Regions from separate parts of the Mus musculus genome. Here all the other regions are linked to region 2. A link is a loop called in an ENCODE intact Hi-C map of the cell type or tissue named here. Cell type or tissue: heart. All regions are shown on one strand. Region 1 overlaps Maml2 (mastermind like transcriptional coactivator 2). Region 2 overlaps Maml2 (mastermind like transcriptional coactivator 2). Region 3 overlaps Maml2 (mastermind like transcriptional coactivator 2).

Region 1 (2,500 bases), 110 kb before region 2:
CAAAGATTAACTTTGGGATGCTAGGGGAAGTTTCCCAGTTGTAGAGAGCTGTGATATTAAACAGTGATACAAGCCAGTGTCTCTCCCTTAAGGGAATAGAAGGCCTCCTGGAAATTTGGCATGAAAACAAAGTTTGTGTAAATCCCAAGGTTTTTCTACAACTGCACTGCACAATTGGAAATGTTTTCCCACAGAATAACCTTTCAAAATGCTCAGTGTATGACCTGGAATGAGAAAACTGTATCGTGTCTGTGTTTTGACAACTGGAGTTTACATTTCCAAGGTAATACTGCTTCTTTTTTTGCAGTTTTCTTCTTGCTGTTCATGGTTTTATTCTTGCAATAATTTGCTGAATCTGAGTTTGACACTACCTTCGGACCAGAAATATTCCTTTCTTTCTATGTGGCATATCCTGTCTTCTCAGGTGGCTCTGGGTTCTACTTCCTCTTCCTGGATATCTGTTAAGAGAACTGTAGCAGGTAGCCCAGCCAAACAGTGTGTGTTCTCAGCTGATCTGCTTGGGTGGTCTCAGGTGTTGAAGAGGATTGAGTTATACTCAGCATCAGCTCAGTTCATTGGTTAGTTTAGAATAAGGAATGTCTGCGTGTCTTCTATTTAATAAATATTTATTAGCCACCCACCCTGCATAATCAGAATCACAGTCCACATGCCTGTGGTGACGCCAGGTGACATGGAAAGACAAGCATCAAATACTTGTTTGTAACCAGGATAAAACTACAGAGGACAAATACAGGTTTCTGTGAACACATGTCCAAGGAACCGACTTTGCATGATAAGCCACGGTCGGGAACGGCTTCCTTGGAAGTCATGTCTCAGCTGAGCTTAGAAGGGTAAGCCGAATGTGTCTTCAGATGGAAGGCTGAACACAGCCCCTGGGTCTGCAGGGAACAGGAAGTTGTAGGGCAGTTCTGGGCCAGCAGGGCCCCTGCAAAGGCAGCAGAGAAGGATGAAGGGAAAGTGTAGAATCTGTGCCTGAGCTCAGGCACCCCATTACTGACTTGCAGGCCTGGCTTCACAGCTCTATCAATTTTTAAAATGTGTTTTGTTTGTGTTTGCGTGGTCTCCAAATAGCAGAAAATCTGTGGATTAGTATATAAGGGGAAATGTATCTACACAAAACAAAAGGCCTTAAATACTGAGAGTGTTAGAACACATCTCAGATCAACCCAGGTCCAGCTTCAGCCTATATTTTGCCCATTCCCTATCCCCCATTCCCCATTTCCCATCCCCCATTCCCCGTCTGTGGTTTTTCCCTCTTCTCATCCAGAAAAGGCTGGCCTCAGGCACAGACACCATTCAGATAGGAGGAAGAGGGAAATGTACTGTGCTGGGTCCATTTTCAGAAACTCTCAGAGTCCCAGGAATCCTTGGTAACTATCTTCCTGTTCCTCACTGGCCAGAATGCAGGCCAAACAATAAAGGCCTGGAGAGAAGTAGCAGCAAGCGGAGAAGGGCTTCAGGGACACAAATGACATTTGATTCTACTTTACTGTTCCCTCACTCCAGGCAAGGACTCAGCTTTTACATCCACAAGGGCAATGGGACGCTGTGGTTCTAAGGGCCTCTACCTCAGAGTTGCTAAGGCATTACTTAGCCTTCAGTCAATAGGATTTCCCACAGGGCACTACAGTCTGGTCAGGAGGGCTGGGTAGTCCATCCCATTCTATCCTTAACACAGTGAGGAGAACAGAGCAGTTTCAGGGAGGCAGCATGACCACATCTGTGTTAGACCGAGGCCTCAGTTTATCCTTTAACACACATTTCCCAATTTATGCAGGATTTCGGCACAATGCTGTCTTCGCTCTCGGCTTACTCTTCTTTGTAATTCTCCTTTGGCAACCTCAAATGTTTTGAGATGTGTAAAATTAGAATCAATTGCAGGTGTCTGAGTTCCTTTGATTTTGACTTTTTAAAGGTTTTTTTTTTTAAACTTGGGGCAACTTAATGCCATAACAACAATTGTCTGAGAACGCACCTATAGTTTAGGAAGGAATTAGCCCTACAGATTTGACTGCACTTAGTGACCTTGTGCCCCTCTACGAAGAGCCATGGCTCTCTTAGTGTGTCTAAAGGAACCCGTATGCATTCCTTAGCTCTCCCCGCCCCCGAGGCCCTTCCACTTCCTTCCTATAGTTTTTTTTTTAGAAACAAGTGTGTTTTTCTCACGTCCGGCAACAAAGGATGTTTTGTGCTGCTACTGAAGTTGTGTGTGTGTGTGTGTGTGTGTGTGTGTGTGTGTGTGTGTTACTTCAAAACTCCTTCTAGAAAGTGCTATCTGAATCTACATAGAGTTAGTAGAACTTTATCTCCAGTGAAAGTCTCTGGTGATTATTCTTGTCTCTGTGTGGCGTTGCCACAAGTTAACTTCAAAATCACTTTCTTGTGGGTTTTGAAGTAATCTAATTATAACCTAAATTGAAATTAACTCAGAATTCCTTCATAAGTTTTTATCCCTTAAAAACAGTGTCTAAGAAATTCT
Region 2 (2,500 bases):
GAAGTTCATGTGATTCAACAGTATATCATCAAACTGCCCACTCCAGTGGCAATCTTTCTCATCTCCATGAAAGTGTATAGTTTTAAAAACTCTTACACACCATGATTTCATCATGTTAGTCCCATTGATTTACTAAACGACTATGTGTTGTAGGGTTGAAAGTAACAAGAGACAGGTTATGCAGGTAACAGATGGAAGAGTCACAACCAGAGCCTACAAGTCCTGACTCCTAGACAAGTGTTCCTTTCACTGTGCCAGGCAGTTGAAAATTCTCAGCCTTATCAGATGCTTCTCATCGCTTCCCTTGAAAAAAACCACACAAGACAGCATGATGCTATCTGGCCTGTCACTGTCGATATCTCCATATGTGAGGGGGGAGGAGCAAAGAGAGAGAGAGAAATGTTTCTGCAGAGATTTCGATTTTGCAGAGATAGGATACAACTTGCTTCCCATCCAAAGATCTTGAGCAATTAACGAGACTATTGTCCACAAGTTGGTGCAGGGTTTAGCAATGAGATGGTAGCTGTTTGGCTGCTTCCCCTCTCACTCAAGGTCTCGAGGGACAAAACAGGAAACAGGGCCTTGTTCTGGCCAAAGCTGGATTCCTGTCCTGGCCCTGGACAGGCCATGTCTTCTCCAAGCTCCACTGCAGCTTGGTAAGAAGGCTAGTAACTACCACTTCGCCCAATTCTCAGACCTGCTTTAAGAGTTATTCCAGTGAAGGAATAACTGCATTTCTTGAAAATCATTTGTATCAAATGGCTCACGCATATACAGGGCTGTTACTAATGTGGTTAAGAGAGCACCAAGAACGATGGTTTAAAGGACTGCCTTCTGCTGAAAGCCACAAGGGCAGCCTTCGCTCCGAATTGTACTTTGCTTTTCCACACCAATCTCTAGAAGAAGAAGAAAAACGGTGACAGAGCTCCTCTGTTGTATTTGTTTTTCTTGTTTTTCTGAGGTAGGGTCTCATTCTGTAAAACAAGGCTGGCTTCCCCCCCCCCCCGAGGTGCCGGCATTAGAGGTGTGTGCCACCATGCACTTTAGGGGAAAGCATCACATTGCACAGGCTTGAGGAAGAGTGGAATGAACCGAGGCAACAGGCTGCCATAGTTACTTTCTTGTTGCTACAGAAAATACCCTGACAAAAACAACTGGAGGGAGGGAGATGTGGGTTATTTTCAGCTCCAGGGGACACTGTCTACCCTGGCAGGGAGGACAGGGCAGCTGGCAGCAGAGGTGCCAAGGTAGGAGTGAGAGGCTGGTTGGTCACCATGCATCCACACTCAGGAAGCAGAAGTGAATAGGAAGTGGAGCTGAGTTACGAGGCCTTTCCCCTGTGAGCCATTTCCTGCAGAGAAGCCCTGCCTCCTGAAGATTCCACAGCCTTCTCCGACACCACCACCAGCTGGAGAGCAAGTGTTCAAATATCTGAGCCTAGGGGTAAATTTCTCATCCAAAGCACTGCTTGAAACACACATAGTTTCTCTTAAAAATGTTTAGGGAAGAAACCTTCCTCTCCTGAGCCCATCACATGTCTGGGTACTGAGAGCCAGTTTATTATTCTGTGCTTACCGTTCACAGTGAAAATGACTAATATTCATCAGCTGCTAAGTACTGTGTTTCCTCTCCTAAAGTCAGGTACGTGGAAGGGAGCAGAGACTGTTAGTCAGCTTTCCATTGCTATAGCAAATAACTGAGCTGATCCAGTTTTTATTAAATAAGGGGTTTGAGATATTTTGGTCAGAATGGGAACTTTCATTCATATTGCAAGTGTACTGGGTGGTACTGCTAGACTGTGCACCTTGTGGTTGCAGAAGCAAAAGAGATGGGGGAGACGGGGACCACACAGCTCCCTCGGAGGACATCTCAGGGACAAAAAACAAGCATCTCCTACTACGTTCGTTCTATCACCTCCCAATAATTGGGGAGCAGAATTATAACACATGCGCCTTTGAGGACACTCAAGATCAGGTGTGTGTGGCTTTGTGAGGGCCCAAGACTTTTTTCATGCTGGGTAATCTATTACTAAGTTCACTCCCAGGTCCGGAGACTCTCAAGATCTTATCCAACGGATACCTGCAGAATGGTGGAGACATATGGAACCTTAAATCTATGGAGATGACTTGATTAATTCTTGCACAAATCGCTTATTGGAACCCACTGTCTTACTCCTTACTTTCCAGCCCACATCCTGTTCTTTCTCATCCATTGTTCTTGGCTTAGTGGAGGCTCATCCAACACTCACTATGTACGCATTCATGTACAGTGGACACTGATTCTCTCCTTCTCAATAAGTGTCCTACACAATGCTATGAGGTTTTGTCTCTCTGTGTGCAATCATTGGATGTAGTTTGAGACCTCTAGTGATGTTCCTCAGCATCCACCCAACAGCATACGTTCTAAAACTAGCTCCTCCACGAGGTTGTTTAATGGGCTGTAGCACTGAGACTGGCAGCACATATACGTTTTTACTCAGTCCTTCAGTCATGAAATAACT
Region 3 (2,500 bases), 64 kb before region 2:
TTCTGTACCTGGATGAGCCTATTTGACTAGACAGAGTAAGTGTTCAAAGGAGAGACGACAGCAGCACAGTGGCAGTGGGGGCTGTGCTCAGTGGTGGGTGTGGGAAAGGAAGGGACTTAGAAGCCACAGACAGGTGGGGGCCAAACTCTGGACGCTTACCCAGTGAAGCGTGCACAGGGCCATCTGCCTCCACCTTTCTGCACCACACAGAACAAAACCATCGGCCATTTCTGATACACACACACACACACATTGTCACATAGCTCTCAGGCGTCTTGGGAGTGTAGAGTCCCCTCATAGGTTTTTAGGTTGGAAACACAGTGTCACTAAGCACCTTTCTTACACTTTGAATGTTATAGTAACTTAAGTGGTTCGTTTGCTCTGCCATGCAGACAGTTCACCACTTCATGGTGGTGAGCAGGTGTGCAGCTTTGCCCTTCTCCAGCACATAAACAGAAACAGGAAAACACATCTCTTTGGGGATACTGATTTGTTTCATTTGGAAGACCAACCAAAAAAGTGAGGGGACTAGCAGGGGTGGACTTCTCTAAGAAGACCCTCCTTGTCCCTTTGTTTCTGACTCCATCTGTCTGTCTGCCTGTCTCTCTTCCTGTCCCTCTCTCTTTCCTGTCCCATCTGCACCTCTCCTCCTCCTCTTCTTCTTCTTCTTCTTCTTCTTCTTCTTCTTCTTCTTCTTCTTCTTCTTCTTCTTCTTCTTCTTCTTCTTCTTCTTCTTCTTCTCCTCCTCCTCCTCCTCCTCCTCCTCCTCCTCCTCCTCCTCCTCCTCCTCCTCCTCCTCCTTCTCTCTCTCTCTCTCTCTCTCTCTCTCTCTCTCTCTCTGTGTGTGTGTTTAGTCAGGAGTCCACATAGAGGCCAGAGGTCTTCCTCTATTGTTTTCCACATTACATATATATATATATATTAAACACAGGGTCTCCACCTGAACTCACTAGTTGGCTAGACTGTCTGGCAAGTAAACCGCAGGAACCCTCCTGTCCTTGTCTGCAGTGCACAGTGCTGGGATTACAGGCAAGCACCTTGCCCAGTTTTGGTGTGGGTGTTGGATCCCTAACTGCAATCCTCATCTTTGTGTTGGGAACATTTTATCTGCTACTCCATCTCCGAGGTGGCCCTCCAGACTTCTTCTAAATCTTCTGCTAATACTTCCTAACAAACCTGAGCTCAGAATGTCAGCTCCCATGAAAGGGCAAGGTATGCACTTTGATTTTTATTTTATTTTATTTTATTTTACCAATGGATGCAATTAGGATCTTAAAGAGGAAAATTTGGTTTTCTAGAGTCAGCTGTTTGACAGTTTCTACTGAGACACAGCTGCCTGCAGAGGGTAGTGTGGGCAGCCAACTGCTGCTATTTGAGATGAGGAAATTGGCCCAGGACCCGCAGGCAAGCACACAGTGAACAGCATGTTCCTAAGGACTGTGAGTGAGTCTCATCTGGAAGACAACAGCATCAACGGTTCTGGAGTCGGCCTGGTTATTTAAACCTTCTGCCTTGGAACTGAGTTCATAGTTCACCAATATCAGCAGAAATTCTCTATTTTTGTTGTCTACTGTCACAAAAGGATAAGAAACTACTTGAGATAAATAGGAACTAATGATTACAGAGAGTTCATACCCTTTGTCACATTTAATTCTTACAATAACTCAGAGAGATTGGTGTGGCTCCCTCCACTTCCTTCCTTCCTCCTCCTCCTCTTCCTCCTCTTCCTCCTCCTCCTTTTCTTCTTCTTCTTCTTCTTCTTCTTCTTCTTCTTCTTCTTCTTCTTCTTCTTCTTCTTCTTCTTCTCCTCCTCTTCCTCCTCCTCCTCCTCCTCCTCCTTCTCTTCCTCCTTCCCTTCTCCTCCTCCTCCTCTTCCTCCTTCTTCTTCTTTTGAGAATGTGGTTCACTATGTGGCATTGACTGTCCTGGGACCTGCTATGTAGACCAGGTTGGCCTCTAAGTCAGAGATCTGCCTGCTTCAACCTCTCCAGTGCTGAGATTAAAGGTGTATGCCATCTGACTTCCCTCCATTTCTTAAATGTGTGTGTGTTGGACATGTGTGTCTCTTTTTTTGTGTGCATCAGATGTGTGTGTTTGTGTATATTTGTGTGTGTTTATGTGCTGGATATGTGTGGATGTGTTTATATGTATGTATGTGTTGGATTTGTGTGTATGTGTGCATATATATGTGTGGTATGTATATGTACATATGTGTGTGTGCTAGATGTGTGTGCATGTATCTGATGTATGTGTGTATATGTAAGTGTGCATGTGTTTGGTGTGTGTGTGGGGTATGTGTATGTATGTATATCTGTATGCACAAGTATGCACATGTGTGCATTGTGTGCATGTGCACATAAGTGTATGTATTTGAGTGTGTGGCATATGGCTATGAATGTATGTGTGTGTGACTGAATGTGTATGTGTGTGTGAGTATGGGTATATGTGTGAGTGTGTTTATGTGTATATGTGTATTTATGTGTATGTATGTGTATGTGAG

The links. Peaks named below come from ENCODE experiments on the same cell type or tissue, not always from the same donor. Only the 100,000 strongest peaks of a DNase experiment are listed, where the experiment ranks them.
Region 1: a loop joins it to region 2, with 4 times the contacts of the local background. A loop is called at or near these places in 2 of 42 quality-filtered maps.
Region 3: it touches region 2 in a loop (2.0-fold over the local background); 2 of 42 quality-filtered maps call a loop at or near these places.

Annotation. Positions count from the first base shown.
Region 1 is chr9:13,468,058-13,470,557 of GRCm38, forward strand. All of the region lies in intron 1 of Maml2 (mastermind like transcriptional coactivator 2), which reads left to right. Among named protein-coding and RNA genes, the nearest start is that of Phxr4, 38 kb to the left of the region's middle. In heart, a CTCF peak has its summit at 951; a DNase peak (open chromatin) is centred at 2,134; H3K27ac peaks cover 1,806 bases.
Region 2 is chr9:13,573,814-13,576,313 of GRCm38, forward strand. The region is part of intron 1 of Maml2 (mastermind like transcriptional coactivator 2); the gene reads left to right. Among named protein-coding and RNA genes, the nearest start is that of Gm51666, 35 kb to the right of the region's middle. In heart, a CTCF peak has its summit at 1,396; DNase peaks (open chromatin) are centred at 568 and 1,288; H3K27ac peaks cover 1,151 bases.
Region 3 is chr9:13,509,790-13,512,289 of GRCm38, forward strand. All of the region lies in intron 1 of Maml2 (mastermind like transcriptional coactivator 2), which reads left to right. Among named protein-coding and RNA genes, the nearest start is that of Phxr4, 80 kb to the left of the region's middle. In heart, a CTCF peak has its summit at 1,339 (motif pointing right); DNase peaks (open chromatin) are centred at 1,032 and 1,402.